Linked DNA regions of Homo sapiens: region 2 is linked to region 1. Evidence: read pairs that join two places in POLR2A ChIA-PET (ENCODE). Cell type or tissue: OCI-LY7. All regions are shown on one strand. Each heading gives the region's core, and the rest is flanking DNA. Links, peaks and the distances in the headings are about the cores only.

The links. ChIA-PET counts read pairs that join two places held together with the same protein. Peaks named below come from ENCODE experiments on the same cell type or tissue, not always from the same donor. Only the 100,000 strongest peaks of a DNase experiment are listed, where the experiment ranks them.
Region 2: POLR2A ChIA-PET joins it to region 1 with 15 read pairs; 3 of 35 experiments call an interaction of 5 or more read pairs at or near these places.

What each region holds. Positions count from the first base shown.
Region 1 is chr12:50,507,868-50,524,279 of GRCh38, forward strand. The region is part of intron 1 of DIP2B (disco interacting protein 2 homolog B); the gene reads left to right. Among named protein-coding and RNA genes, the nearest start is that of DIP2B, 11 kb to the left of the region's middle. RefSeq lists enhancers at 2,915-3,034, 9,665-9,714, 9,735-9,824, 9,885-10,174 and a silencer at 7,893-7,942. In OCI-LY7, for the core only: no CTCF peak of the experiment used is centred there; DNase peaks (open chromatin) are centred at 7,214 and 9,914; H3K27ac peaks cover 928 bases.
Region 2 is chr12:50,213,189-50,229,600 of GRCh38, forward strand. It overlaps LIMA1 (LIM domain and actin binding 1), which reads right to left. Exons shown (of 11, transcript NM_016357.5): 4 at 8,833-9,297. Among named protein-coding and RNA genes, the nearest start is that of MIR1293, 13 kb to the right of the region's middle. RefSeq lists enhancers at 5,016-6,215, 8,696-9,547, 9,387-9,446, 9,477-9,526. In OCI-LY7, for the core only: no CTCF peak of the experiment used is centred there; DNase peaks (open chromatin) are centred at 8,233, 9,193, 11,363, 11,623 and 4 weaker places; H3K4me3 peaks cover 5,244 bases; H3K27ac peaks cover 4,951 bases.

The DNA of each region.
Region 1 (16,412 bases), core at 4,057-12,056:
CATTGGTGCACTCATTTCTCTATTTTCATTTTTTCTTTCTTTCTCTCTTTTTTTTTTTAAGGTTCAGCCTGTCATTGGTCCTAATCATAGCAATAATCTGAGCTGTATGCTGTTAAAGAATTTTCTTTGTGCTTGCCTGTATTTTCAGCTGCAGGCTTTGGTAATAGATCAGCCAACTCTGTGCTGAAATGCAGGTTTGTGCCTGCTTTGGGCTCTTTGCTGCAGAGCGTGTTGCAGAGCCCTGTGATGTGTCTGGTGCTTCAGGCAGGTCACCAGGCAGCTTCCTGGTTAAAACCTGCTTCTGTCACAAAAAGAACAGGCTGAAACTGCCTGGAAATCATTTAAAAACTGAATTTCCACATAAGGATGAGCTTTTCTATAGACGAGTTGAATAGGTAGAAGGTTTCTGCAAGTATTTCTGTGACTGAAATTTTTAATGATCCACATATTTTATTATATGCTTGACAGCTCTGTTGTTTGGACTTATGTATATGGTCTAGTCAAGTGTATGTACATAAAGTAGCACTAATGGGGAGAATTAATTTGCTTAAATCTGTCCAATAATACATTATATTTGTGTAATGATCTTTTTGTACATTGTCATTTGAGCTTTACTAAACTTCACTAGATAGAATAGGTATTGTTACCACCCACCGCCCCTTTCTTTTTTGTGGCTTAACAGAAGGGAAAACTTGTACTCAGAAAGATTGTTTTGTCTAAAGCTGCATACCTAATAAGTGTCGTTATCCTAAGCTGTCATGTGACGATGACATTGGAATGATTTAAATATTTGTGCTGTCATTGCACAAGCTGTTAACTAATTTTTTCTCTAAGGAAATGCTACCTTTTTTTTTTTTGCGATGGAGTTTCTCTTGTTGCCCAGGCTGGAGTGAAATGGTGCGATCTCAGCTCACTGCAACCTCTGCCTCCCGGGTTCAGGTGATTCTCCTGCCTCAGCCTTTCTGAGTAGCTGGGATTACAGGCATGCGCCACCACGCCTGGCTAATTTTGTAGTAGACACGGGTTTTCTCCATGTTGGTCAGGTGGGTCTCGATCTCCCGACCTCAGATGATCTGCCTGCCTTGGCCTCCTGAAGTGCTGGGATTACAGGTGTAAGCCACTGCACCTGGCCCTAAACAGTTCTATACCACAGTGTTGATTCTCTCTCTGAAATCTCTTTCAAATCCATCACTTATGCATTCAGTTCAGCAGATGTGTATTTTGTGCCTACTGTGTGCAAATGAGCAGGATACCCTGGTAGCTTTTAAGAAGCTCTGAGTCTGCCAGGGAAATCATTGAAAACTGCCAACAAAACAGTGCATGACCATGGTGGAGTTATGTACAGAGGCTGCCTTCTAAGAAAAGAGGAAGCTATCTGCTTTATCGTTGTGAGAGATAGAAGAGAATTATAAATACGAGATTGGATTGTGTGGCTAGTAGAGCGGGCTATAATTTAGCCTGTGCAGTTCAGCCATAAGTGCAACGCGAAGAATGTTCCTATACTTCTGTGGCATGCAGGAAGGAGCTCAAGTCTTTCAGTGTCTGAGAACAGTCCAAAGATGACAACTGGAAAGGTATTTAAGATAAAATAACACTCACAGGAAGGGATCCTCCCTTTTCTTGTTTGAACACTTCTCTGAGTACAAACAGTAAACATAGTCCCATCCTCCCTTTCTCCTGTCTGTTTCATCACGTAGCTTTGTGGTCCTTAAAGCATGGCACAGGGTCTGCCACGAAGGCAAAGGGATAAGAGAAGACTGCTTCCTAGGAATTGCAGTGACTTTTAATGGGGAAGAGGTGGGAGAGTTGAAGAGGAAAAAGGAGATGTTGGATAAAGATTTTACAGTCTCAGAAGGGGGCAGTTAGACTTAAGCCACCATAAAACTGGTAAATTCCTCCTGCTTTACCTATCATGGGAAACGGGGCCACTTATCCCAAAATCCGTAGCTTAGTCATAGATTCGTAGGATACACCTTTATCAAAGTTCTGTCTAAGCAGTTGTAACATCTGATGCTAGGAGTATTAAGGAAAGCAGGAATGTAGATTTTTAAATAACCAAGAATGGGCATTATCTAAGTAATCTACCTCCAGAACTTGCATGTGTGTTTTTGGTGGGCAGGAGCTCATCTTCAGAATTACTGTCAGAGCCTGTGACACATTCCTTTGAAAATCCTCATGGTGGCAGATTTCAATTCTTTGAGGGTAAAGTTTCATTTATAGGTCACTTGGAATCAAGTAGAGAAAAGCTGGTTAATATTCTTTTAGAACCCAAACTAGTTGTGACTGAAAAAATTAGAGTGATTATAAACTGATTTTAGTTGTGATTGTCAAAAAAAATCAGAATGATTGTAAACTGGTTTTGAGGGCAGTTCCAGAAGAGAATTTACAGACAAATTCACTGGAAGAATGATTCACCTTATTGAAAAGAGTAGCTTTTATGGATACCCTTGTTCTGGTGTGTATTTTGAAAAATTAATCTTGTTTGACAGCCCCATGGCATTGAGCTGGATTTTTGAATAAGATAAATCATTAATATGTCACGCTTAGCTCAGCCCTTGGTTACAACTTTCTGTCCTAGCCTGTTTAAGACTTAGCACTTCAGGGTTGAAAGTTCATATGACTGGCTAAAAAGGGCCTTCATACTATATTTGTATTCTAATTACTAGAGTTCTCCATGGTTCTCTCTCATGTGACTAATTCAGGGATACTCTTTGAAATGCTCCTTCTTGCTTATATGCACAGTTTCTCGCAAATCTTTAAGGGTTCAGCTAAAGTACCACCTTTTTTTTTTTTTTGAGACGGAGTTTCACTCTTGTTGCCCAGGCTGGAGTGTAATGGCACGATCTCAGCTCACCGCAACCTCCACCTCCTGGGTTCAAGCGATTCTTCTGCCTCAGCCTCCTGAGTAGCTGGGATTACAGGCATGTGCCACCACGCCTGGCTAATTTTGTATTTTTAGTAGAAATGGGGTTTCCCTATGTTGGTCAGGCTGGTCTTGAACTCCCGACCTCAGGTGATCCGCCCACCTCGGCCTCCCAAAGTGCTGGGATTACAGGCATGAGCCACTGCGCCTGGCTTTCTTTTTTTTTTTTTTTTGAGACGGAGTCTCTCCCTGTCACCCGTGCTGGAGTGCACTGGCATGATCTCGGCTCACTGCAACCTCTGCCTCCTGGGTTCAAGGGATTCTCCAGCCTCAGCCTCCCAAGTAGCTGGGATTACAGGCGCCCTCCACCATGCCCAGCTAATTTTTTGTGTCTTTAGTAGAGATAGGGTTTCACCAGTTGACCAGGCTGGTCTCGAACTCTTGACCTTGTGATCCGCCTGCTTTGTCCTCGCAAAGTGCTGGGATTACAGGTGTGAGCCACTGTGCCAGGCTCAAGTACCACCTTTTTTGTAAACCTATCCCTGACCAGTGTGATTTCTATTTTTTTTTTTTTTTTTTTTTGAGACAGGGTCTCACTCTGTTGCTCAGACTGTGCAGTGGCACGACCTTGGCTCACCACAACCCCCGCCTTCCGGGCTCAAGCGATTCTCCTGCCTCAGCCTCCCCAATAGCTGGGACTACAGGCAAATGTCACTACCGTCTGGCTAATTTTTATATTTTTGGTAGAGACGGGGTTTCACTATGTTGGCCAGGCTAGTCTTAAACTCCTGACCTCAAATGATCCACCTGCCTTGGTCTCCCAAAGTGCTGGGATTACAGGCATGAGCCACCAGGCCGGGCCAATCATGTATTTTCTAAGTATTTAAATTGCTTTTCATTTTATCTCTTAAAAAAATTTTTTTTAAAGTAGAAATGAGGCCAGGCGCAGTGGCTCACACCTGTAATCCCAGCACTTTGGGAGGCCGAGGAGGGCGGATCACAAGGTCAAGAGATCAAGACCATCCTGGCCAACGTGGTGAAATCTTGTCTCTACTAAAAATACAAAAATTAGCTCGGCGTGGTGGCTTGCACCTGTAGTCCCAGCTACTCGGGAAGCTGAGGCAGGAGAATTGCTTGAACTCAGGAGGCAGATGTTGCAGTGAGCCGAGATCGCGTCACTGCACTCCAGCCTGGCAACAGAGCAAGACTCCGTCTCAAAAAAAAAAAAAAAAAAAAAAAAAGTAGAGACAAGGTCTTACTATGTTCAGCCCAGGCTGGTCTCAAAGTCCTGAGCTCCTTTTACCTTGGCTCCCCCAAAGTGCTGAGATTATAGGTATGAGCCAGCCACCAAGTCTCGCCTTAGCTCAATGTAAGCTCTTTTTTTTTTTTTTTTTGAGATAGAGTCTTGCTCTGTCCCCCAGGCTGGAGTACAGTGGCGTGATCTCTGCTCACTGCAACCTCCACCTCCTGGGTTCAAGTGATTCTCCTGCTTCAGCCTACTGAGTAGCTGGGATTACAGGCTTGTGCCACCACGCCCGGCTAATTTTTGTATTTTTAGTAGAGACGGGGTTTCACTATCTTGGCCAGGCTGCTCTCAAACTCCTGACCTCCGGTGATCTGCCCGCATCGGCCTCCCAGAGTCCCGGGATTACAGGCTTGAGCCACTGCACCCAGCGTCAATGTATGCTCTTGTAGAGAGGTCCTTTGTATCTGAAATTTATTTTAAATAACTCACAACTATTTATTTCTTATATTGTTTTAGGAATACGATAAATTTTTGGTCACTTCAATTTGAATTGAAAAATAAAGTCTCAGTTTTGGGGACTTGATTTTGACATAAGGTAGTGTTGTATAATCATTTGAGAAGCACATATTTTGACATCTGGTGGGCCTGGGTTGAAGTTCTGTCTGTACCATTTATTAGCTCTGTGACTTTGGACAAACTGTCTAACCTCCCAGGTATGAGTTTCATCAACATTTAAAAAGGAATGACGGTGGTGTGCAGTGGCTCCCGCCTGTAATCCCAGCACTTTGGGAGGCGGAGCCGGGTGGATTGCCTGAGCTCAGGAGTTCGAGACCAGCCTGGGCAACATGGTGAAACCCCGTCTCTACTAAAATACAAAAAAATTAGCCGGGCGTGGCGGCATGCACCTGTAGTCCCAGCTACTCGGGAGGCTGAGGCAGGAGAATTGCTTGAACCCGGGAGGCGGAGGTTGCAGTGAGCTAGGACCGCACCACTGCACTCCAGCCTGGGCGACAGAGCGAGACACCATCTCAACAACAACAACAAAAAGGAATGACACCCTCCTTGGAGTTGTAAGGAGGTTTAAAGTAAGATAATAGAAAAGCTGAGTATAGTATGGCGTGCGGTGAGCACTCAGCACATGTAATCTTTATTGCTGCTGATAGTGAATGGATGCGTGGAGACTTGGCAGTTTTTAATATCTTGTGTTACTTAGTAGAATAAGGTTATATATGAAGTGATGAATGGAATCAATTTGTGATAAATTTTTTGAAAGTAAGCCTTCACTCCATCATCAGTTGTTCCTGTTGGCACCTATACCCTATACCCTTAGTCCAGTACATGTTGGGTCACTGCAAGCAGTTGACTAGAGCAGAAGACTTGCTGGTCTGTTTCATACAGACATCTCGCATATGTACATTTCTGAGCCTACAGATTCAGGCAAATGCCTGTGACATATAAGCTTGGTTTCTGAGACTTAGCATCTACAAGCTATGAAAAGGGACATATGGATGTTTAGAACCTTCAGAAACGATGGTTTTTACTCTTCCGTTTCATATCCCTCACTTGTCCTCAGTGAACATATCCTTCCTTTTAGTTCCTCTTTCAAAAGTTTTCTGGCTGGGTGTGGTGGCTCACGCCTGCAATCCCAATACTTTGGGAGGCTGAGGTGGGCAGATCACCTGAGGACAGGAGTTTGAGACCAGCCTGGCTAACATGGTGAAACCCCGTCTCTACTAAAAATACACAAACTAGCCGGGCATGGTGGCAGGCGCCTGTAATCCCAACTACTCGGGAGGCTGTGGCAGGAGAATTGCTTGAACCTGGGAGGCGGAGGTTGCAGTGAGCTGAGATCATGCCACTGCACTCCAGCCTGGGAGATAGAGTGGGACTCCGTCTCAAAAAAAAAAAAAAAAGTGTTCTTGATCTTCTTTTCCCTAGAGTTTATTTACCACCAGCCTCCGTGAGTCCTCTCAGACTTAATTGGTCTGATTGTAGTCTCTTTTTAGCTCTAGATTGATCTTTCATCTTTTAAAAATACTACTTTTATTTAAAACCATTGCTAAATCTAAAGCTCTGTCACTCAGTTGTCTTTTTTTTTTTTTTTTTGAGACGGAGTTTCGCTCTTGTTGCTCAGGCTGGAGTGCAATGGCATGATCTCAGCTCACCATAACCTCCGCCTCCCGGGTTCAAGCGATTCTCCTGCCTCAGCCTTCTGAGTAGCTGGGATTACAGGCATGCACCATTGGGCCCAGCTAATTTTGTAGTTTTAGTAGAGACGGGGTTTCTCTATGTTGGTCAGGCTGGTCGCGAACTCCCAACCTCAGGTGATCCGCCCACCTCTGCTTCCCAAAGTGCTGGGATTACAGGTGTGAGCCACTGCACCCGGTTGCATTATCACCTTTCATTCTCACTAGTTTATAAGGAAGACCAGACTCCCTCAGCTTCCCTCCCTAACACTTGGCAGACTCATCTGTATCAGTTCCACCCGTATCTCCTTTCTTTTCTCAGAGGAGGAACTGTCCTCTTCCTGTTCGAAGGTCTGTCCCTCCATGTTCTTACTCTCATCTCTTCTCTTTTGAGATCTTGGGATCTCACTTTATTGATTGATCTGTTCATTTACAGTCTCTCTTTGTTTCTTTCATCTTCAACCTCTCACTTAACACTTGGCCCTTGACTCTTTGCCTTCAGCCTATACATTATGTTTTTGAAACAGGGTCTCACTCTGTTGCCCAGGCTGCAGTGTAGTGGGGTGCTCACTGCAGCCTTGACTTCCTGGGCTCAAGTGATCCTCCCACCTCAGCCTCTCAAGTAGCTGGGACTACAGGTACATTCCACCATGCCCGGCTAATTTTTAAGTTTTTTGTAGCAACAAGGTCTTGCTTTGTTGCCCAGGCTGATCTTGAACTCCTGGGCTCAAATAATCTTCCCACCTCAGCCTCCCAGAACATTAGGATTACACGCGTGAGCCACCATGCCCAGCCTTCCAGCTTTAAAAAAAACACACACAAAACTTTGCCACAGTGTTGCATGAGAATATGCTTGCTTTCATGTGCTGGCCCTCTCTCCCTCTCTCGAGCCTGAAAGGTGTGGCCTACATTTCCTTCCTCTTATTTCTTACCTTTGCTTAGTGCTCAGTCCATTTCCCCTGCCTCATTAAGCTTCTGAAACAACTGTCTCCAAGGCTACCACTGACTCCTAATTTCAGACTGCAGAGAACCTGCTGGATATGGCATCTCTCTCTGCAGCATTGTACACTGTGGACCTTTTTTTTTTTTTTTTATGGAATCTCACCCTGTTTCCTAGGCTGGAGTGCAATGGCACAATCTCAGCTCACTGCAACCCCCTCTCCCGGGTTAAAACAATTCTGCCTCAGCCTCCCAAGTAGCTGGGATTAACAGGCGCCTGCCACCACGCCCAGCTAATTTTTGTATTTTAGTAGAGATGGGGTTTCACCATGTTGGTCAGGCTAGTCTCAAACTCCTGACCTCGTGATCCGCCTGCCTTGGCCTCCAAAATGCTGGAATTACAGGTGTGAGCCACCATGCCCAGCCCTACACTGTGGACTGGTATCTTTATGAAACTCTCCCCTTCCTAACCTTTGTGGCATAGTTTCCTTCTGGCTTCCTAACCTTCCTCGTGCTCTCTCTGGGGTTTCTTCTACTCTTTCTTTCTCCTGATGAGGGTATTCCTCAGATTTGTGTCTGTTCTTCACCTCACTTTACATACAGAGATAAGTAATCTTATCTGTGCCCAGGGCTTCAGCTGTCATGGCTGTGCACGTGGTTCCCTAGTCTGTATCTGTAGCCCTGACTTGCCTCTGCTCTAGACATTCCATTGGTTCCCCCATGCTAACTTGGTAAGTCTAAAACAACTCTGTTTCAACTTCCTCCTCCACCCCTGCCCCCACCTCCCTGCTTCACAGATAACTGTATTTCAGAATGTCCACTTACTATCTCCATCCATTTCTGCTGCTATGACAAAATACCTTAGACTTGGTAAATTATAAATGATAGAAATTTATTGCTCACAGTTTGGAAGCTAGGAAGTCATAGATCAAGAAGTCAGAAGATTTATTGTCTGATGAGAGCCTGCTGTCTACTTCAAAGATGGCACCTTCTTGTTGCATCTTCACATGGTGGGAGGGGCAAACAGGCTCCCTCAAGCTTGTTTTATAAGGGCACTAAGCCTGTTCATGAGCACTCCTCTTTCATGACCTAATCACCTCCTAGAGGCACCATCTCTCTCTCTCTCTCTCTCTCTCTCTCTCTCTATCTCTATCTCTATCTCTATCTCTATATCGAGAGAGTCTTGCTCGTCACCAAGGCTGGAGTGCAGTGGCGAGATCATAGCTCACAGTAGCCTTGGATTCCTGGGCTTAAGCGATCCTCCCACCTCAGCCTCCCAAGTAGCTGGGATTACAGGCGTGTGCCACCACACCTGGCTGATTTTTTATTTTTTGTAGAGATGGGGTCTCGTTATGTTTCCCAGACTGGTCTCAAACCCCTGGCCATGAATGATACTCCCACCTTGGCCTCCCAAAGTGCAGAGATTATGACTGTGAGCCACTGTGCCTGGACCCCATCTCTTAATACTATCACATTGGGAATTAAGTTCCAACATAGGAATTTTTGGGGGACACTGACATTCAGACCATAGTAACTTACCAAAGTCAAAAAAATTGAGAGTCATCCTTATATTCTAAAAATATTTTGTTTTGGCCGGACACGGTGGCTCATGCTTATAATCCCAGCACTTTGGGAGGCCAAGGTGGGCGGATCACCTGAGGTCAGGAGTTCGAGACCAGCCTGGCCAACATGGCGAAACCCTATCAGTACTAAAAATGCAAAAATTAGCTGGGTGTGGTGGCGGGTGCCTGTAATCCCAGCTACTCAGGAGGCTAGGCTGAGTTAGGAGAATTGCTTGAGCCCAGGAGACGGAGGTTGCAGTGAGCAGGGATCACAGTGAGCCAAGATCGTGCCACTGCACTCCAGCCTGGGCGACAGAGCAAGACTCTGTCTCAAAATCCGCCTCCCGGGTTCACGCCATTCTCCTGCCTTAGCCTCCTGAGTAGCTGGGACTACAGGTGCCCGCCACCACGCCCGGCTAATTTTTTTGTATTTTTTTAGTAGAGATGGGGTTTCACCGTGTTAGCCAGGATGGTCTCGATCTTCTGACCTCGTGATCCACCTGCCTTGGCCTCCCAAAGTGCTGGGATTACAGGCGTGAGCCACCGCACCCGACCAAAAAATTTGTTTTAATTAGATTTTTTTTTTTAAATTAAATAGAGATGGGGTTTTGCATTGTTTCCCAGGCTGATCTCACTCCTGGGCTAAGGTGATCCACCCGTCTTGACCTCCCAAAGTGCTGAGATTACAGGTGTGAGCCACCTTGCCCAGTGATCCATATTCTAATGGATCACTGAGTCTTGTTGTTTCTACTTCCTGTTCTCCATATCATTCCAGTGTTAGTTCAGGCACTTATTTCTTGCTTAGACTAATGAGGTAGTCTCCTAACTCATCAGCCTGTCTCGGTCTCTTCTCCCTTCAGTAGGTCTTTCTCTACCCTGTCACTGATTGATCATTCTGAAACACAAACCTAATTGTGTTCTCTTCCCTGTTTAAAAGTTTTCCTTGGCTTCTCTCAGTCACAGGATAAACTCTAAGCATCTTTCTTTGTATACCAAGACCTGCCTGCCTTTTTACCCTCATTTCCTGCTCTGTCTATATTTGTTGTCTGCTCTCTAGCCATGCCAGATGACTTGCACTTCCATGAATGCACTGTGCTTTTTTTCACTTGTATGCTTTTGTATACATTGCCATTCTCTAAAATGTCCACTCTGGTATGTTCTTCCCCTTTTTTTGCCCGGTTAACTTCTGTTTCAGTTTCCTGTGAGTTTCCAGTTAACTTCTGTTTCGTTCCAGTTTCCTTTTCTAAGCTCTTTTAAGAAGTTAAATCTCTGTATAAGTAGTCATCAGTTATTGAGAGCTTATGATGTAATAGGTCCTGTGCTTAGCACTTCATATACCTTGCCTGGCTAGTAAGTAGGTGCTGAATACATAGCTCCTATTAGCATAATGATGATGAGGGAACTGAGGTAGCAAAAAGCACCTAAACATTGCATACAATGTATCTTCCCACCTGTGGTTACACATTTCCCATAAGGTAGCATTCTGGACGCATGGCACTGGGAAGGAGCACTGAATTTAGGAGTCATGCTGAATTGGGTTCACATATGGTCTTGGGCAACTTTTTTTTTTTTTTTTTTGAGACAGAATCTCTCTCTTATTGCCCAGGCTGGAGTGCAATAGTGCGACCTCAGCTCGCTGCAAGCTCCGCCCCCTGGGTTCAAGCGATTCTGCTTCTTCAGCCTCCCGAGTAGCTGGGATTACAGGCACCCGCTACCATGCCCGGCTAATTTTTGTATTTTAGTAGAGATGGACTTTCACCATGTTGGCCAGGCTGACCTCAAGTGATCGCCCACCCCGGCCTCCCAAAGTACTGGGATTACAGGCGTGAGCCACAACGCCCGGCCCTTGGGCAAGTCTTTGAAATGTGTTTCTAATCTTAACAACTCCTAGAGATAGGTGTGCAGTTTCTGTACAGTGTGCTGGGATTGGAAACCAAGTCTGTTTGGTTCTAAGCCCTGTGGTGTTTCCACACAGCCATTTTGACCTCCATCTCCCTGAATCTTGTTTCAAGTAGTTTCAGCAGAATTCTCCTGCATCTTAACTGGTATGTCTCATTTTCCTTAGGATACAACTTCTGTCTTTTTTTGTTTGTTTTTGTTTGTTTTTTTGAGACAAGGTCTTGGTCTGTCCCCTAAGCTAGAGTGCTGTGGCATGATCTTAGCTCACTGCAACCTCAAACTTCTGTACACAAGCAATCCTCCAAGTAGCTGGGATTACAGGTCCATGTCACCATGCCTGGCTAATTTTTTATTTTTTGTAGAGACAGGGGTCTCACTTTGTTGCTGCCCAGGCTGGTCTTGAACTCCCGGGCTCAAGCAGTCCTCCTGCCTTGGCTGCCCAAAGTTCTGGGATTACAGGCATGAACCACTGCATCTGGCCACAGCTTCTGCGTTTATTTTTTTGGGGGGTAGGGCTCCCTGGAGGGAGAAGAATGGGAATGTTCTATCTTATTCTCAGAGAAAAAGGTATAGGGGTGTAATTTGTTATTTCTTACCATGCTTTGCAGGAACTAAAGGGGTTAACACTCTGTAGATTATATTTGGAGGGTTTCCTTCATACCAGTATAACTACTGGCAAGATGTGACTTTTATTTCTTTTCTTATTTCTTAAAATTTTTTTAGAGATGGGGTCTCACTGTATTGCCCAGGTTCGCCTTAAACTCCTGGGCTCAAGCGATCCTCCCTCCTTGGCCTCCCAAAGTGTTGGGATTACAGGCATGAGCCACTATGCTGAGCCTCTTTTATTTTTTTTAAAAGAATGAAAAATATGAAGTGCATCTATAAAGTGAAAGGTAATTTTATGTACTTGTCTTTTGTTGTGAAGTTACTTTTTCTTCCTTGAATTGAGATGGAGATGATGAGAAGCTGAAAGGGGAAACCCAGGATGATAATATTTTGGATGCTACATGGGACAGCCCTAAATGAAAATTCACAGGTCTAGCCTAGCATCTTTGAAAGGTCTGTGTTGTGAACAGGCCTCGAGCTTCTGGGTTATTGATTCTGGGTTGTACTTACATGGTGATGCAGAAAGAGTTTTTAGTCTTTTTTCCCCCAGGATATTTAATGTTTAATGTAAAAATTAATGTATAAATGAACATAGATGCTTCTGTGAATGACATGTACTTTAATTGGTTTTTCTTGGAGGTTTTTTTTTTTGTGGTGAAGAAATAGTGCTCTAATACCCTTTATTTTTGGAGGACTGTTGCTTTTAGGCATACATTAAAGCATCTGCAAGATTTTTTTTTCTTTTTCTTTCTAAGAATTTAAGATCATATTGTTGTAAGTTAATCATGGGCCAGAACTTATGGCTTTTAATTCAGTTCAGATATGAATAAATTTTATAGTGCTGACCAGTCTTGTCATTGAATCTCCTTTTTTTTTTTTTTTTTTTTTGAGACAATGTCTTACTTGTCACCCAGGCTGGAGTGCAGTGACATGATCTCGGCTCACTGCAGCCTCCGCCTCCTGGGTTCAAGCCATTGTCCTGCCTCAGCCTCCCCAGTAGCTGAGACTACAGGTGTGCACCACCATGCTCAGCTAATTTTTGTATTTTTAGTGGAGACAGGGTTTCACCGTGTTGGCCAGGCTGGTCTCAAACTCGTGACCTCGTGATCTGCCCGCCTCGGCCTTCCAAAGTGCGGGGACTACAGGCGTGAGCCACCGTACCCGGCCTGAATCTCCTTTTAAAAAAAATCAACCCAGCAAGGAATTGTTAGGTAGAAGCTTCTGATAGTTCTTGTTTAGTAAATCTGTGACAAAGGCAAAGACACTGTCTTAAAATTTTAAAAAGTCATTCATGATTTATTTGACTTCCTCTCTGGTTTGGAGAAACTTTCATTTTTAAGTTGAACATGTAGAACAAGCAGTGGTATGAGTTTTCCTTCCATAGTTCTTTGCTTGTTTTTCTTCAAGAAGACCAAGAGAAGTACTAGAAAATGAACATCCTGTTAAAAAAACAACTTCTCCATTTGTCGGTTCTCTGAGCTCTGATTTCTAATGTTACCCCTATATCATAGCTATTTTTAAAATTATCTTAAAGTTAGGAAATTATTATTTGCATAAATATTCTCATCTCCCCTAAGTAAGCTGCATGAGGACAGCATGCAGTGTTCTTTAGTGAAAATGCTTTTCGGTTCAGCTAGTGAATGAATCTAGATTCTGCCATCAGCCTCCCTATCTACCTTTTTTCTTACTAGTATCTGACACTCTTCTATTACAATCATATGGGTTTCCTCACTCTTTCTTGGCAAGCTCATTCCTGTCTCTGCATTTGTAGCGAGTATTTTCCCTGTCAGGACTGCTTTTTCTCCTATTAAAATCCAACCCTTGTTTCAAGGCCTGGTTGACGTTCCTCTCATCATGAAACCTGCTGACTGCTTTAGTCCATATTAATCTCTTCTATTTTTAGACTATTGTTATATTCAGCAACAGTTTTTTTTTTTTTTTTTTTTTTTTTAATTTGAGATGGAGTCTCCCTCTGTCGCCCAGGCTGGAGTACAGTGGCGCGATGTCAGGTCACTGCAACCTCTGCCTCCCGGGTTTAATCGATTCTCCTGCCTCAGCCTCCTGAGTAGCTGAGATTACAGGCGCACACCCCCACACCCTGCTAATTTTTGTATTTTTAGTAGAGAGGGGGTTTCACCATGTTGGTCAAGCTGGTCTTGAACTCTTGACCTCGTGATCCACCCGCCTCAGCCTCCCAAAGTGCTGGGATTATAGGCATGAGCCACTGTGCCCAGCTCAGCAACAGTTTTAACTCTTAATTTGCCACTGTTTGTTTCATTTATGTTATTTTTACCTTCTCAGTTAGACTTCAGGTTTCTTTCTTTTTTTTTTTTTTTTTTTTGAGATGGAGTCTCACACTCTGTTGCCAGGCTAGAGTGCAGTGGCCCCATCTCAGCTCACTGCAACCTCCATCTCCCAGGTTCAAGTGATTCTTGTGCCTCAGCCTCCTGAGTAGCTAGAATTACAGGCACCTGTCACCATCACGCCCAGCTAATTTTTGTATTTTCAGTAGAGACGGGGTTTCTCCGTGTTAGCCAGGCTGGTCTTGAACTCCTGACCTCAAGTGATCCACTCCAACCGCCCCTCCGCCCTTGGCCTCCCAAAGTGTTGGGATTACAGGTGTGAGTCACTGTGCCTGGCTTAATTTTTGTATTTTTTGTAGAGATAGGGTTTTGCTATGTTGCCCAGGCTTCTTGAACTCCTGGGCTCAAGGATTCACCTGCCTTGGCCTCCCAGAGTGTTGAGATTACAGGCATGAGCCACCACGCCCAGCCCCCAAACATTTTTTATTTAATTTATTTTATTTTTTATTTTTTATTTTATTATTGTATATTTTATTATTATTTTTTTAAGATAGAGTCTTGCTCTGTCACCCAGACTGGAGTGCAGTGGCACAATCTTGGCTCACTGCAACCTCCGTGTCCGGGGTTCAAGTGATTCCCCTGCCTCAGCCCGCTGAGTAGCTGGGATTACAGGTATGTGCCACCACACCCAGCTAATTTTTATATTTTTGGTAGAGACGGGGTTTTACCATATTGATCAGGCTAGTCTCGAGCTCCTGACCTCAAGTGATCCACACGCCTTGGCCTCCCAAAGTGCTGGAATTACAGGTGTGAGCCACCACACCCGGCCACATTTTTGAAAAATGGAAAGAAAGATTAATAAAAACAACAGGATAATTATTTATCTGGTTATTCCAGTTCAGGGTCTGGGAAGGCAGGAACCTATCCCAGCAGCTCAGGGTACAAGACGGGAACCAGCCCTGGAAAGGACTTTCCATTGCAGGGCGCACACATACATACACACACTCACTTAGACTGGGACAATTAAATGTGCCAGTTCACCTAATGGATGCATCTTTGGGGTATGGGGGAAACTAGAGTACCTGGAGAAAACCTACACAGACATGGGGAGAACGTGCAAACGCCACACAGATAGTGGCCCTGGCTGGGAATTGATTTTTTTGTTTTTCTTTTCAGCCTCTTTATAACATAACATTGAGTAAAATAAGGTTACTTCAGGTCCTGCTTGTATATACATAGTATATATTGAGAATGACAAGGAATGTGTGATATAAATGCTAAGTAAGAATCCAGAAGAAACATATTGCAAGAGAAAACCTAGTCGTCTGAAAGAAACATTCCCAGTGATTTCAGCAGAACTCAGATGTTGGACAGGGTAATGTGGTGGATAGGTGGTAAGTAAAAGCATTATTTGATGTCACTGGGATATTGGCAGGGGAAGAATGGGAATTAACTGCATTGGTGAGGAGAAAAATATTTTATTTATAAAAGTGTTAAAAATTATAAAATATTTCCTGGAATATATTTGGGAAAAAGAGAAAAATTATACAATACTTAAATATTGTAAGAAAGACATAAGATCTGTATGAAGAAAATTGTAAAACTTTAAAGATATAAAAGCAGAATCTGAAAAAATGGAAATATATACAGTTGTTCCTTTCTTCGTAGGGGATTGGTTCCGGGACTCCCCTCAGTTACCAAAATCCAAGGGTGCTCAAGTCTGCTAAAAAATGGCATGGTATTTGCATGTAACGTAAGCACATCCTCTTGTTTAAATCAACTCTAGATTACTTATATACTTGTATAGTACCTAATACAGTGAAAATACTATGTCAATAGTTGTTATTCTTTATAATTCAGAGAGTGATGACAGGAAAAAAAAAATCTGTACATGTTCAGTACAGATGGCTTTTTTTCCTCCACCTATTTTCACTTAGAGGTTTGTTTAATCCATGGATGTGGAACCCAAAGATATGGACGGGCCAACTGTACTGTGTTCCTGAATGAGAAGACTGATATATATAAATTTAATGGGAGTCCAATTAGAACTCCAATGGAAGATTCTTTAGGGAATGGAGAATTAGATAAAATGATCTTAGTGTTCACATGGAAGAATAAATAGAATAGCCAAGAAAATTTAGAAACGGAATAGTGAGGTGATACTTGGCCTTACCACATATTAAAACAGATTCTAAAGTTACTGTATTCAAAGCAGTATGGTATTAGCTTTAAAACAGGATGAATGGACAGAATACTATGCCCAAATTCTTATATATATAGGAAAACAATTACGTGTGAAAACATACAAGTTGTATTAGCTTAGTTCAGTTGTCTTCCCAATTTCCTCAAATTATAAAATATTTTAAAATAAATTTACTAGGACTCCATAGGACATCAGAATAGAGAACTTGTTGATATTCTGTTTATCCTGTCAGGAGGAGTACACTGGAGCTAGAAAGAAAAGCCTCTTCCTGCAATGTCTTTCCAGTGCCCTCTATGGACAGGCAAAGTTTAACATCATGGCAGCTGTCAAAGGAAAAATATTTAAAGGGCCCATCTCAGTTTTCACAGAGCAGCGAGGGTATATTTGGAGCTGAAAGGCCATAAATTGATAACACATCCTTGATTCCTCTCCTTCAGGCCACCTCTCTGTATCAAGTCCATCAGTGAGCCTTTTTGGTACTACCTTGAGAATATATTCTAAATCTACTTCTTTCCATGCCGAGTCACTGTTAATCATGCCCATGTCATCACATCTCTTGCTTCTTTAGCTCCTTACCTGGTGGTGTCCCAGCTTTCTTCTCTCTA
Region 2 (16,412 bases), core at 4,496-12,495, 290 kb before region 1:
TTCCTTCTGTTCACTGTCCTGATGCTTTTCAATTAGTTAAGCATAAACTGTGGGAAGACAGAGTTAAAGTCTTTGAGAACATAGCTGTTTTTATGTTTTCAATTTTTGCCAGTTTCCTTAGATTTCAAAGATATGTAGGGCCCATTGTTTCTATCCAATAAATAGTTATTATATCCATGAAGATAGTGTTATATGGTAGAAGGGGTACTACCCAATTTCAATCCTGTTCTGATATTAATTAGCCACATGCCATGGGGCATATCAATTAACTTCTCTGACCTCATCTAATCGCATCTGTAAAATTGGGATTGTAAAGTTCTAACTGACTGAGGGCAGTGAGCTGGATTAAATAACTTCTTAAACTCTCTTAAGGTTCTAGGATCTATATGTCAACAATTTTGATAGCGATTTCTCACTCATTGTAACTCACTGATGAGTTAGAATGAGTTAGAAGGCTAGAGGAAATGACTTGTAAATATATTCATCTGGATACACACCTGTGTTGTCTAATTTAGGAATGAGCCCACTAGCAGGAAGACAAAGGTAGTAATATTTGTACTGGGGGGAGATGAAGTCTTTCTAGCCCCCTTGAAGTCTAATATAGCCAACATTGCTTAAAGAATATTCCAGTCCCCTGACATTGCTTGTTGATATGTTTTACTATAATGAAACTGGTTAAAAACCAGTACATAGTTAGTGGACATGAAAGTAAGCAGAGAAGAAGAGATGAGTGGTCTCTAGCTGGCACATCAAGGACAGTCATTTAGGGCAAGGAACAGTTAAAAAGATTGGAATTCTTTGACTGCATCTTTACCCTGGATCAATTATTATCTTACCACACACACACACACACACACACACACGAGATTACTCAGAGTTATTAAGAGTAAATAAAAAATTTATGCTGATATGTAGTCTTTACAAGAAATGTACCACTATAAATAGATGTCAGTCAAAATAATGCTGAGGATAGCCTTATTTACATTTTTGAAATGACAAGAGAAGCTACAAACTATAGGTGAATATGCTAAATCAGCAAAAAGTTAGTTTTACCAAGATATGTAAGAAAGTGCATTGATAGAAAAACAAAGACAATTCTTGTGTACAATTAACAATAACATGCAAAACCAATTATCCACATTTAAAGCACTAGCAATGTATCTATTGAAGATTAAATGTTAGGTCAAGGTAAAAGTGAAGATTCACTGACAGGCAAATTAAAGATATACTCCCCTACATTGAGATGACTGTATAGACTCCACATTGATGTTAATAGTTATTCAAATACCTTTCCTCCCCAAACTTACTTTAAAATTTTAACTTAAAACCATGCAATTTGGCTGGGCGCAGTGGCTCACACCTATAATCCCAGCATTTTGGGAGGCCAAGGTGGGGGGATCACAAGGTCAGGAGTTCAAGACCAGCCTGACCCACACGGTGAAACCCAGTCTCTACTAAAAACACAAAAATTAGCTGGTGTGGTGGCATGCGCCTGTAATCTCAGCCACTCAGGAGGCTGAGGGAGGAGAATCACTTGAACCCGGGAGGTGGAGGTTGCAGTGAGCTGGGATTGTGCCACTGCACTCCAGCCTGGGCGACAGAGCAAACAAACAAACAAACAAAACTATGCAATTAATACAATTATGAACATCCTCAGAATTGTATTCTTCTTGGGATATAATTCTAAATAAGACATATTCAGAAAGCAGAAGAAAATTTTTTATCTTAACGTTAAGTAGATAAAGGAACACATACAATTATTAACTAAGAGGAAGATAAGATGTTATGAATAATTTCTGCAACAATCTGGGCATTCCCTATGGACACCTACCCATTCATCAAGAAGGCCTATATAAATTATTTCTTTGATGCAGATTACAGATTGGCTATGAATAAGTACCTGATGAACAGAGATCATCACACTTTAGCTTGGTTGCCTTACTCTCTAAAGACTCATTCTACTACATCAGCGCATATACACTCTTATGTACGAGTGTTATGCAAAACTAAACAAAATACCAAGTGTCACTTCCAGGAACTTACAAGAAGAAAAACCACAAAGATGTTGGAACAAGTGAAGTTTTTGTTGGCATTTTGATGCTATCTATACATATCATGATCCTGGTGCTAATAAGAACTGAAATTCAGAGGGAAGCTGAAGGGCTGGGAGTCTACGGGGAGAGGTCACAAACAAGAGAAAAGGGTGATGAGTCAAAGGAAACTTCCTTTGTTATTTTATATATGTCTATTTTACCTGAATATATTGCTTTATTTATTTTATTTATTTATTTATTTTTCTTTGAGGCAGTCTCGCTCTGTCGCCCAGGCTGGAGTGCAGTGGCGCAATCTCGGCTCACTGCAAGCTCCGCCTCCCGGGTTCACGCCATTCTCCTGCCTCAGCCTTCCGAGTAGCTGGGACTACAGGCGCCCGCCACCACGCCCGGCTAATTTTTTTTTTGTATTTTTAGTAGAGATGGGGTTTCACCGTGTTATCCAGGATGGTCTTGATCTCCTGACCTCGTGATCCGCCTGCCTCGGCCTCCCAAAGTGCTGGGATTACAGGCGCGAGCCACCGCGCCCGGCCTGCTTTATTTTTATAATATAAAATCCCAGCACTTTGGAAGGCCGAGGTGGGTGGATCACTTGAGGCTGGGAGTTCGAGACCAGCCTGGCCAACATGGCAAAACCCCGTCTCTACTAAAAATACAAAAATTAGCCGGACTTCGTGGTGCACACTTGTAATCCCAGCTACTCAGGAGGCTGAGGCAGAGAATTGCTTGAACCTGGGAGGCTGCAGTGAGCTGAGATGGTGCCACTGCACTCCAGCCTGGGCAACAGAGCGAGGCTGTCTCAAAAAAAAAAAAAGGCAACATGACAATAACTAAACATGGGTCATAACTAGTTGGTCAGTTATCTTTTTCATAAAAGGCTGTCCTGAATGGTTATCTTGGCCACCTAAAATCCAGATTAATACATATAAGGAATTAGGAATGCTAAACCACACTCACTAAGTGTCACCGTGGCATTTCTTTTCTTTTCTTTTCGAGAGAAGTTTTGCTCTTGCTGCCCAGGCTGGGATGCAATGGTGTCATCTCAGCTCACTGCAAACTCTGCCTTCTGGGTTCAAGTGATTCTTCTGCCACAGCCTCTTGAGCAGCTGGGATTACAGACATGCACCACCATCTCCAGCTAATTTTTGTATTTTTAGTAGAGATGGGGTTTCTCCATGTTGGTCAGGCTGGTCTCAAACTCTCGACCTCAGGTGATCCACCTGCCTTGGCCTCCCAAAGTGCTGGAATTACAGGCGTGAGCCACTGCTCCCAGCCCACTGTGGCATTTCTTTTGACGATAGGTTACATTAATCCATATACCACTCATTCACTCATAGGAAGTAGAACCATCACATTCAGGCTGGGCGCGGTAGCACTTTGGGAGGCTGAGGTGGGCAGATCACCTGAGGTCAGGAGTTCAAGACCAGCCTATCCAACATAGTGAAACCCCATCTCTACTAAAAATACAAAAAAAGTTAGCCGGGAATGGCAGCGGACACCTGTAATCCCAGCTACTCGGGGGCTAAGGCAGGAGAATTGCTTGAACCTAGGAGACAGAGGTTGCAGTGAGCCAAGATTGTGCCACTGCACCCCATCCTGGGCAATAGAATGAGACTCTGTTTCAAAAATAAATAAATAAAACCATCATATTCAGCTAAACCACCTGACCTAAATAACCTATCTATTCATCAAATGTAGAGAATAACTGAGAAATAGGCTTTAATCAATTTTCATTATTTGGAAGGCAGCTATGCTTACCACTATACCACCAATGCCACCTTCCTTTTATTAAATAAATACTATGAACTAAGTTATTGACCACTAGGGTATAAAAACATCCTTACTTTTCTTCTTGAATTTATAAAAATAAGTTTTTATTTTTGCCTTATCTAGTAGCAAACATAAAACTATCCTGACTTAAAAAGCCAACATTGTTCTTTCTCCTATTTTTTCCTTGGATCACAAGTTCATATACAGTCAAGCAAGCACCCCAAAAATCCCAGAATTGAAAACAGGTGTATTCCCTTCAGAAAAATCAAAGCTAGAATGTTTAGCTATTAAAGTGTTTCTCTCCAGACTGAGATCAAGTGACTTCACTGCAGTGGCTCAAGAGTGGCTGACTCCCTCCTTCCAAATCAGCCCATCATAGAACACCTATTGCTAAATAGCAAAAGCCAGAGGCTTAGACTGGATCCCTCATAATTGGAGACTTCAAAGTGTTCAGAACTTCAAGCCTGGCCTTTGAAGTAAAATCTTTTTTTTTTTTTTAAGTACAATTGCAATTTTTTTATTTTTCTCCAGAGGCTAGTTTTTCTTCAGTCCTTAAGAACTCTGCTCCTTATATGGGCTTCGGTGGCAGTCATGGGGCAGCACCGCAGGTCTACAGTGGGGTGGAGGTGTTCGGTCCTTGCGGGCTTCATGACCTTGATTTCTGGCGGTCGTGGGGCAGCACCCGCAGGTCTACAGTGGGGGGAAGGTGTTCGATCCTTGTGGGCTTCATGACCTTGATTCCTGACTACCGTGCTGTGAATGGCACAACTCACACAGTAATGTAGCTTCACATCCAGCCTGGGAAGTACACAGGCATCTAGGACGCTCACTTCAGAAATATCGCTGACTGCCGCAGCCTCTACATTTCAAGCATTTCAAGTGATGAATTTCTTTTCTTTTTTTTTTTTTTTTTTTGAGACGGAGTCTCACTCTTGCCCAGGCTGGAGTGCAGTGGCGTGATCTCGGCTCACTGCAAGCTCTGCCTCCCGGGTTCACGCCATTCTCCTGCCTCAGCCTCCCGAGTAGCTGGGACTACAGGCGCCCGCCACCACGCCCAACTAATTTTTTTGTGTTTTTAGTAGAGACAGGGTTTCACCGTGTTAGCCAGGATGGTCTCAATCTCCTGACTTCGTGATCCGCCCGCCTCAGCCTCCCAAAGTGCTGGGATTACAGGCGTGAGCCACCGCGCCCGGCCTATGATGAATTTCTTAATAAGCCTTGTCATTGGGCACACAATGGGCACAGTTTATGCAGCAAATTGGCTGCAGTGAATAGCGTACACCTGGTTGCGGCCCTCTTTGGTGTGACCATTGTTTCTTCTTTTCTTTGTCATCTTGGAGGTACAGGCCCAAGAAAGATGAAGTAAAAATCTTAATTTGAGGGTGACTAAATGAGTGCTTCAAGACCACTTACCCCAAATCCACATTCTGCAAGACAGTTCAAGAAAAAAGGCAAAGTAGCCGTCTACCTCAAGGCTATGGGCTCCACAGTACTTAGCACAGCTGTACCCAAATGTAAACACTTCCCATGGCGTGCTTCTTCCCTGTCTCCCAGGTTAGTCACAATGATGCCAAGGTGCTCTGTCATTGACATTCTCATCCTTTAAGAATTTCAGGCTGGGTGTGGTGGCTCATGCCTGTAATTTCACCAGCTTGGGAGGCCAAGGCAGGAGGATCACTTGAGCCCAGGAGTTTAAGAACAGTCTGGGCAACATAGCGAAACGCTGTCTCCATAAAAAATTTTAAAAATTAGCTGAGAGTGGTGGTACACACCTGTGGCCCCAGCTATTTGGGAGGCTGAGGCAGAGGGGTCAAGGCTGCAGTGAGCCATAACTGTACCACTGTACTCCTCCAGCCTGGGCAACAGAGTTAAGACCCTATCTCCATAAAAAAAAAAAAAACAAAAACAAAAAAAAAACGCATTTCAAACAATAACAGCAGTTTAATTCTTCCTTTGGAATCTAGGTAAAACTGGTCTTCTCTATAAAGTCTACTATGTTCTGGTCTCATTTCAAAAAGTATAAACACACTGAAGTTAAAACGTGAAATATTAAGAATAAAAGATTCAAAAAGTAGCAGTTGGGGGATGAGTATTCCAAGGTTTGAGTATAAGATTGGCTGTGAGACTATACAGGTAGGTTGAGCTCAGACTATAGAATACCTGACAGAACTGTTAAAAATAATCTAGACTGAGACTGGGCGTGGTGGCTCATGCCTGTAATCCCAGCTCTTTGGGAGGCTTGAGGCAGGCAGATCACCTGAGGTCAGGAGTTCAAGACCAGCCTGACCAATATGATGAAACTCCGTCTCTACTAAACATACAAAAATTAGCTGGGCGTGGTGGCGGGCGCCTATAATCCCAGCTATTTGGGAGGCTGAGGCAGGAGAATTACTTGAACCTGGGAGATGGAGGTTGCAGTGAGCCGAGATCGCACCAATACACTCCAGCCTGAGTAACAGTGAGAGATTCTGTCTCAAAAATAAATAAATAAATAAATAAATATAATCTAGACTGTTTTCAGTATGGACAATGATGCTTATTTACAAACAGCAATAAAACCAAGGGTGGCTGTGTTTTCCACTCCCTAAGCAGTCCATTAAGTGACAAATCAGGAAATTAAAAATGGCACACACAAAAAGCAATGAAACCTAGAAGCCCAGGTGAATCTTATGTCTCTTCCATCTTCTTGTTTTTAAGGGACAGGGATCTTACTGTGTTGCCCAGGCTGGAGTGCAGTGGCGATCATGGCTCACTGCAACCTCAAACTCTCATGCTCAAGCAATCTTCTGCCTCAGCCTCCTAAGTAGCTGGGACTATCAATGCATACTACCACACCTGGCTAATTTTTAAATTTTTAGTAGAGACGAGGTCTGGCTATGTTGCCCAGGCTGGTCTCAAACTCCTGGGCACAAGCAATCCTCCTGCCTTGGGCCTCCCTAAATTCTCATTACAGATGTAAGCCACCGTGCCCAGCCTCTTCCATCTTCCTATACCTTTAGCAATCAATCTGGTGGCCCAGTGCTATCAGCCATCTAGTAGGATCTTTATTTTTATTTTTATATATTTTTTGAGACAGAGTCTCACTCTGTTGCCCAGGCTGGAGTGCAGTGGCATGATCTCGGCTCACTGCATCCTCCACCTCCCAGGTTCAAGTGATTCTCCTGCCTCAGCCTCCCAAGTAGCTGTGACTACCAGCAACGCCACCATGCCTGGCTAATTTTTGTATTTTTAGTGGAGACGGGGTTTCACCATGTTGGCCAGGCTGGTCTCGAACTCCTGGCCACAAGTGATCCCCCAACCTCTGCCTCCCAAAATGCTGGGATTACAGGCTTGAGCCACCACGCCCGGACTAGTAAGATCTTATATGGAAAGTTTTTCTCCTCTCCAAGCAGCCTTAGGGAGATAGGCTTGTTCTGACCCATATCTCACTAGATATTTATGAGAAAAAGTGTCTCACCATATCCTTACACATAATCAGCATTTTTGTCTGCTACAGTCCCAGTCATTTCCTACCTTTGGCCAGTTTCAACATGCAGCAGCCTTTTGCACTGAATCTACATTGTGTGTACTGGCATGACATCAGCTGTCCTGTTCCTAGCAGGGTCTGGGAGGAGGAGACTTACAATGGTGCTTTGAGTCACAACAAAACCCCTTCCTCTCTATTTAGGATTTCTGACATTTTTTCCTTCCACTTAAAATTCTTCTTCCCATTTAAATAAAACAAATTTTTAAATTAAAACCATAAAGGGGAAAGAAGGAGTTGGCAGGACTAAAGGTCTAAAAACTTGAGAGGGAAGAGAGTTAAGAAACGTTATAAAACTGCTTTGTGGTTACATCTCTTGCCAACTGGTTTCACTGTTAAAGTAGAGCTAAAGCTCATGCACAGAGAAGTGTTGTAGCTTTACACATCGTCAAAAACTCGCACAACTTCAAACATGACCCGCAAACATTCAAGAACTTTTCTAATTCTAAGTAGAAAAGTGACTGGCACTGCAAGTCATGGGAAGGGATTGACAATATCACATCTAATATAACTGAAGACTACAGGATGAGTTATTTTTTATCTCAGAAAGAATGCTTAATATTATTATATTACTTTCCAAACATAGGGACTTGGGCCAAATATTTAGCTTAAAAAAAATCCAGCTTTCCCATCTAGGTGGAATCTAGAGTAACAGATGGTTTTGCTCCCCATCAGGTCTGTTTATTTCATTATAACGACTGTTGTAACGAACCATCCCCATGTACAAAGCCAGATATATAGGAAAGTATGAGAAAACTGGAAAAATTTACCAGCTCTGTGGCCTCTGGATTGTGTTATAAATCACCAGCATATGTAACTCATTTTCTAGTTAAGTAATTCCCTCTGGGGACGAGGTCTGCAATCCACATGAAGGATCAAATTTCATTAGCAGTTGTAGGAAAACGCAACCCTGTGCATTTGCAAGTCAAAACTCCCGAAAGCTATAGCTAGTCTGGCTATCTTCATTGATTTTGCCTGAGAGAGGATTTTAGCTGATAGAAAACATTTGTTGGAAGGCACAGATGAGGAAGTTGAGAAGAAGAGAAGGGATTCAGCTAGCAGAGACAAGTAAGCCTCAGTCTTAATGTTAAACTCCGGCCTTAACACTCAGTCTGCAGCTGTGTCCAAGCAGAGAGCTATTCAGCAGTAATTCCACCCCCAAAGCTACAAATGATAAAGAACACAGGAAGACAATTTAAAAGGGCAAGTGTACAAAAACACATAATCCAATCGGTATTAAACTCTCTTCATTTCTAGATACCAATTTGAATCCCAGTGTGAACCTGATTTAACATGAAATTGTGTCAGAGACTCACAAATCTTAGCATCTATGTAAATAATGCATTTGAGACTATTAACTTATCTAACTGGAATCAAAAGACATACTGACCACATATTCGCCTCTACTCAAAATAGCTAGATTGGAAAAACAGCTTTGTTTAGTGCTTGAATTGGCTTTCTCAAGTTTCAAACCCGCCCAATTCTTACCTTAGTTTGAGTTGGTTCACCTTTCTCAAACATCATCTTAAGCCTGTTCAGCGGAACATTATATTTCTCTATTTTGCCCGAAGCATCTGTGTTTTCACTGATTTCTGATTTTTCTACTTCATGCCTGGATTCTCCTAGACAATTTTCCATTTTTTTACTTTCTGTTGAGTGGTCTTTAAGATCCTCACCGTCCTTGATGTGGGGATATCGACCCTGAACGAGGGCTTCAGGAGGTGACCTGAGTCTAGATCTGGGGTGGATTTGTTCTTCTTGGTCAGCTTTGGCTCCAGAAGCAGCGTGGCTTGTCACTTCAGCAGGAGGATGGTCTGCTCTGTGCCTAATCTCAGTGCTGCTGTTCCGTAGAGAGTCTGTGTGAGACTCTGCTCCCAGCCCTGGGTTCTCCCACTTCTTCTTTAACACAGTCAGGGTCCCCTTTCTAAAGTGCTGGGAGAGATTTTCGGTGTTCTAGAAGAACAAGAAGTAGATGCCAGTTATAACTTGCCTGCTGAAACATTCAAACATGTTGTTCTTTGTAAAATGAAAGTTAAAACTCCAAGCTGCTCCTGGTCCACTGCTGTTTCAGACAGCTGTGAACAGTTACAGCCTTGCCACATGGAGAAAGCATCCACCCGGCAGAGGGAGAGGGAGAGGGGAAGAGAGAAAAACTCAGGAGCTGAAGCAGGAAGTGATAAAACAGGATGGCCTTATAAGGACAAAATGAGAAGAAAGGCAAACCCAGCTCTAATGATAGTTACATGCGAAACAAGAGATTTTTACCCAAAGATTAATGGGGAAAAAAACAAGAAAGAAAAAGCAAAATACAAGTGCTTGAAACACTGTAACTACACATCAGCAAAGTTCATCATTACCTGCCATAAAATAACATGGTAAATTCTGCTGGGTTTTTTTTTCTTCTTTTAAATAAGACAAAGATGCAGGATAGTTGCAGGATAGCTGAAACTATACCATTAATTACGGATAGTGGCAGCAAGGATTGAAACAATTTGTAGAACCCTGGAGAAGTCCCCAGACTTTCCAAGTATTTGCATAAATATTTAGTTATATCTGACATAATTTACATGCATATGAGCAGTCAAATTTTATTTTTCATAAGAATTTAATCTTTTTTTTTTCCCTGCTCTTCTCTACAAGTTTATCTGTGTATAAATTCTCACTTATCAGGGCCAGGCACGGTGGCTCACGCCTGTAATCCCAGCACTTTGGGAGGCCGAGGCCGGCGGATCACAAGGTCAGGAGTTTGAGACCAGCCAGACCAACATGGAGAAACCCTGTCTCTAAAAAAAATACAAAAATTAACTGGGTGCAGTGGTGCACACCCATAGTCCCAGCTACTCTGGAGGCTGAGGCAGGAGAATCGCTTGAACCTGGGAAGTGGAGGTTGCAGTGAGCCAAGACTGCGCCACTACACTCCAGCCTGGGTGACAAAGTGAGACGCCATCCCCCAACCAAAAAAAAAAAAAAAATTCTCAGTTATCAAGAAATTCACTGTTTTACAGATCCTCTGGTTGTAAAATATGCAGGCTTCAAATGCAAATACCACTACTTATCACTCAGATGATCAAAGGACACACATTTACATATCTAAGAGAGTTCACTTTCACTAGGGCCAAAAATGGAATTAATTTATACATGTAAGACAGACTGAAAACAACCTGGAAATTGTCACTGTTGTTCCATAATAGAGGAAACACGCTTGTTGAAAATTAAATGTCCCGGCTGGGCGCAGTGGCTCATGCCTGTAATCCCAGCACTTTGGGAGGCCGAGGCGGGTGGATCACCTGAGGTCAGGAGTTCGTGGCCAGCCCGGCCAACACCGTGAAACCACGTCTCTACTAAAAATACAAAAAATAGCTGGGCGTGGTGGCACGCGCCTGTAGTCCCAGCTACTCAGGAGGCTGAGGCAGAAAAATGGCTTGAACCTGGGAGGCGGAGGTTGCAGTGAGCCCAAATCGCGCCACTGCACTCCAGTCCGGGTGACAGAGTGAGACTCTGTCTCAAAAAAAAAAAGAAAAATTAAATTAAATTAAATGTCCCGTACTTTGAAAGGACTGTACTCCTAAATAAATTGAACAGCACCACCTTCCCAACAAACTGCAAACTCCAATACCTTCTCTCCTGTAGTCTGTGACTCACCAGTCTTTCAACTAAGAAAGAAAGGACAAACAACCTAGGAATTAAACAGGATTAGCAGCTATTTTGGGAATTAAGTCTCTCACCCTATTACTCTTCTGAATATACTCTTGAAAGCCACTTCATCAAGTAGAAATAAGGCTTGAAAAGAAATTATAGAACTGCTTGATTCTAGTGTTTAAATTTTAGCTTACAAAATGATCCATTGGGGGAAGAATGTATGCATCAGAGATATAAGAAGCTTAAAAAGTTTTCTTGCTGGAAAAGAAGGAATTACAGAACAGCTCCAGAAGCTGGTTCTACCCTAACTGCCAGCAGCACTCTTGGCTCTGTAAGGTCTCGTGCCACACAATGGATGAGTCATCTAGGTCTCTGACTTCACCTGCCCTTACTGTAACCACACAGGAGCCCTGACAATCAAAGTGGCACTTTGCCTTGGTAACTGGACACTGTTTTTCTCAGATACCTATCATGTGATCAAAGTATACTTATTGACATGAAAAGATGCTCATAGGATACTTTTGAATGAAGAAAGCAAATTATAAGACAGCATGATCCTATTTTAATTTTTTTTTAGAGACGGGGTCTCGCTCTGTCACCCAGGCTGAAATGCAGTGGTGTAATCATAGCTCACTGCAGCTGTTTGACTTCCTGGGCTCAAGTGATCCTCCCACCTCAGCCTCCTGAGTAGCTAGGACTACAGGTGTATGTCAGCATGCCTGGCATTTTTTTTTTTTTTTTTTTTTTTGAGACGGAGGTTCACTCTTGTTGCACAGGCTGGAGTGCAATGGCGTGATCTCGGCTCACTGCAACCTCGGCCTCCTGGATTCAAGCAATTCTCATGCCTCAGCCTCCTGAGTAGCTGGGATTACAGGCATGTGCCACCATACCTGGCTAATTTTGTATTTTTAGTAGAGACGGGGTTTCTCCATGTTGGTCAGGCTGGTCTCGAACTCCCAGCCTCAGGTGATCTGCCTGCCTCGGCCTCCCAAAGTGCTGGGATTATAGGCATGAGCCACTGCGCCTGGCCCCAACTGTCTCTTTAAAATGTTCATAACATTATCTTATTTTTAATTTATTATTTTTCTCAATTAAAAAAGTAATAACTTATTGGGGGAAAAACTCTCAATCAATATAGAAATATGTACCCGACATGAATAGATGCTGTAATACATGCCATTTTCCCTACTTGACTCCCCACCTCTCCCAACCTAGATACCCAGTCCTGACAGTTTATATGGTATATATGTTGTCTTTTTTTCTATTTTGTACACTATATGTATTTTTTTGTACAAAATCATACTGTACTTACTGTTCTACACTTTGCATTTAATCACCTAATGTGCTTTTGATATCTTTTCATGCCCATACATGAAATCTTCAATCTTTTTTTCTTTTTGAGACGGAGTCTCACTCTGTCACCCAGGCTAGAGTGTAGTGGCACGATCTTGGTTCACTGCAACCTCTGCCTCCCAGTTTCCAGCAGTTCTCTTGCCTCAGCCTCTCAAGTAGCTGGGCTTACAGGAACATACTACCATGCCGGCTAATTTTAGTGTTATTAGTAGAGACGGGGTTTCACCATGTTGGCCAGGCTGGTCCTGACCTCAGGTGATCTACCTGCCTTGGCCTCCCAAAGTGCTGGGATTATAGGTGTAAGCCACCATGCCTGGCCAAAATCTTAATAACCATATAGTATATTATACTGTATGTGCAATTACCATTCCCCCACTGATGAATATATGTATTGCTCAAAATTATTTGCCAACTGTTTAGATTACAATTTATATCTCATTATTAATTTACATTTATCTGATCATCAGTGAGGCTAAGCATGTTTTTACACTGTTACTTCTTTGTTATCTATTTTATTTATTTATTTACTTATTTATTTTTGAGACAGGTTCTTGCTCTATTGCCCATGCTAGAGTGCAGTGGCATGATCACGGCTCACTGCAGCCTTGACCTCCTGGGCTCAAGTGATCCTGCCACCTCTGCCTCCCAAGTATCTGGGACCGCAGGCCCATGCCACCACGCCCAGCTAAATTTTTAAAATTTTTATAGAGAGGGTTCTCACTATGTTGCCCAGGCTCAAACTCCCAGGCTCAAGTGATCCTCCCACCTCGGCCTCCCAAAGTGTGGGGATCACAGGTGTGAGCTACCATGCCCACCCTCTTCTTTAAATACCTATTCACGTCCACTTACCTCAACTGCTAAAAGCACTGGAGGCTTCTGCTTTATTTTATCTCACTATAGCATCTGACATTACTGACCACTCTCCCTGGTAAAAATTGCTTCCAACTTTTCTGTGATACCCCTTTTTCTTAGATTTCTTCCCATTTTGAGATGCAAGAAGGGTGTAGAAAAAAACAATAATGAAAAAAAGATTTCACTGGGCGCAGTGGCTCACACCTGTAGTCCTGGCACTTTGGGAGGCCGAGGCGGGCGGATCACAAGGTCAAGAGATTGAGACCATCCTGGCCAACATGGTGAAACCCTGTCTCTACTACAAATACAAAAATTAGGTGGGCGTGGTGGCGTGCGCCTGTAATCCTAGCTACTCGGGAGGCTGAGGCAGGAGAATCGCTTGAACCCGGGAGGCGGAGGTTGCAGTGAGCTGCGATCATGCCACTGCACTCCAGCCTGGCGAAAGAGCAAGATTCCATATGAAAAAAAAAAAAAAAGATTTCTTCTCATTTATCTGGCCACTACTCAGTTTCATAATTTAGTAATTCTTTTTCTTTTTTTTTTTTTTTTACAGGTTTCTCCTCCTCTGTCCCTCCCTTATATGGTGGGGTCCCTCAGGGTTTTTGTCTTAGGTCCTCTGCTTTGCTTACTTTACATATTCTCTGTATATGATGTTATTCATCCCGATTTCACCCACCATATAGATTATAGTATCAACAAATACATAGATAGATGTATACTGTGTATCTATATAGACAGAGTTATAGAACTTATCTCTAGATAGACATCTCTCCTTTTCTACCAATTCTACCTGGAAGTGCTAGAGGCATCTTAAACTCCTTCTTGATTAAGGTTGAAGTCTTCACTTTCTTTTTTCTTTTCTTTTTTTTTTTTTTTTTTTGAGATGGAGTCTTGCTCTGTCACCCAGGCTGGAGTGCAGTGGTGCAATCTTGGCTCACCACAGCCTCTGCCTCCTGGGTTCAAGCAATTCTCCTGCCTCAGTCTCCCGAGTAGCTGGGATTACAGGCGTGAGCCACCAAGCCCGGCTAATTTTTTGTATTTTTAGTAGAGATGGGGTTTCACCATGTTGGCTAAGCTGGTCTCGAACTCCTGACCTCAGGTGATCCACCCGCCTCAGCCGGGATTACAGATGTGAGCCACCGTGCCAGGCCCGAAGTCTTCCCTTTACTCCTCACTCTCTAACCTGTTTCTTTTCTTGAATTGTCTATCTTGGTGAATGCGACAACCATCTTTTCATCTGTCAAGTAGGCCTGTTCTCTTATGCCTTCATGCTGTGCGTGTGCTGCTTCCTCCATCTAGAATACAAAGATTCTGCCACTCCCTGTCGCCTCTGCTTAGCTAATTCCTCTTGGTCCTTTAGGGTTGAGTCAGGCACTGCCTCTTCTGGGAAGCCTTTCTAGATGTAGCACAGTTCAGATCCCTCCTAAATTCTCCCCCAGCCCACTCTGAGTATTTATTTGATATGGTAATTTTTTTTTTCTTTTTTTTTTTTTTGAGACGGAGTCTCGCTCTGTCACCCAGGCTGGAGTGTGGAGTGCAGTGGCGCGGTCTTGGCTCACTGCAAGCTCCGCCTCCTGGGTTCATGCCATTCTCCTGCCTCAGCCTCCCGAGTAGCTAGGACTACAGGCGCCCGCCACCGTGCCCGGCTAATTTTTGTATTTTTAGTAGAGACGGGGTTTCACCGTGTTAGCCAGGATGGTCTCGATCTCCTGACCTTGTGATCCGCCCGCCTCGGCCTCCCAAAGTGCTGGGATTACAGGCTTGAGCCACCGCGCCGGGCCTGATATGGTACTTATCACACCTGGGTTGTAATTCTATTTTCCAAATTCTAAACAGTCCCTTTGGAGGTAGAGAATACATCTTATTCTTCTTGTGTCTTCAGGAGCTGGAACATAAGAGATGCTCCACATATGATTGTCTATACTCGTGGGGTCAACTTCTCTTAACCCACTGTCTTGAACCTAGTCCAATTCAGGCCTCTATTCTACCACTCCCAAACAACACAAGATGACCAATGACCTTCATGTTGCCAAATCCGATGGTCAATTCTCAGCTTACCTGTGTGTTTGATTCTGTTAACTCCCCTTCTAGAAACACTTTCTTCACTCGGCTTCTGGCACTTGTTTCCTCTGCTGGTTACTCCTTATATCTCCAACCTTTAAACACCAAGGTGCCCCTGAGCTAAGTCATGAGACCACTTCTCTGTCTACACTCACTTCCTAGCTTATATCATGCACCTCATAGCTTTAAGTACCACTGACACTTTGACACATGTCCATTTTATCCGCAGCGGGGATCTCTTCCAATTCTAGATTTTTATATAGTATCCAAGTTCCTACTGACATTTCCATTTGGATGTCTTAATAAAACATGTTACAGTTTACATGTGCAAAACTGAGCTTCTACTATTTCTCCCTCTCTAATCTGCTTTTACTGTAGTCTTCCCCATCTCAATTAATGGTATTTTAATTTAATTGTGTTTGGGCCAAAAACATTGTTGCTATTCTTTTATTTTTTACTTTTTGTAATAGAGATGGGGTCTGCTATATTGCCCAGGCTGATCTTGAACTCCTGACCTCAAGTGATCCTTCTGCCTTGACCTCCCAAAGTTCTGGGATTACAGGCACAAGCCACTGTGGCAGAGCCACTGCTGCCATTCTTGATTCTTCTTTCTCTCTACATTCAACATACATCCTGACCACTTCTCAACACCTATACTGCTACTACTCTAGTCCAAACCATATTATACCTGGCCTAAATCATTATAATTGTCTCTTAATTGGTCTCCATGCTCCTGCCATTATTGTTCCTCTACATTCTCTTCCTTCTATTTTTTTACATTTAAAAAATAGAGATACAGGGTCTCACTAGGTTGCCCAGGCTAGTCTTGAACTCCTGGCCTCAAGCAATCCTCCCACCTCGGCCTCCTGCGATCCTCCCGCCTTGGCCTCCTAAAGTGCTGGGATTAGAGCCTTCTCTTCAGCCATAAAAAAGGATGAGTTCATGTCCTTTGCAGGGACATGGATGAAGCTGGAAACCATCATTCTCAGCAAACTATCGCAAGGACAAAAAACCAAACACCGCATGTTCTTACTCACAGGTGGGAATTGAACAATGAGAACACTTGGACACAGGAAGGGGAACATCACACACACGGGGGCCTGTTGTGGGGTGGGGAGAGCGGGGAGGGATAGCATTAGGAGATATACCTAATGTAAATGACG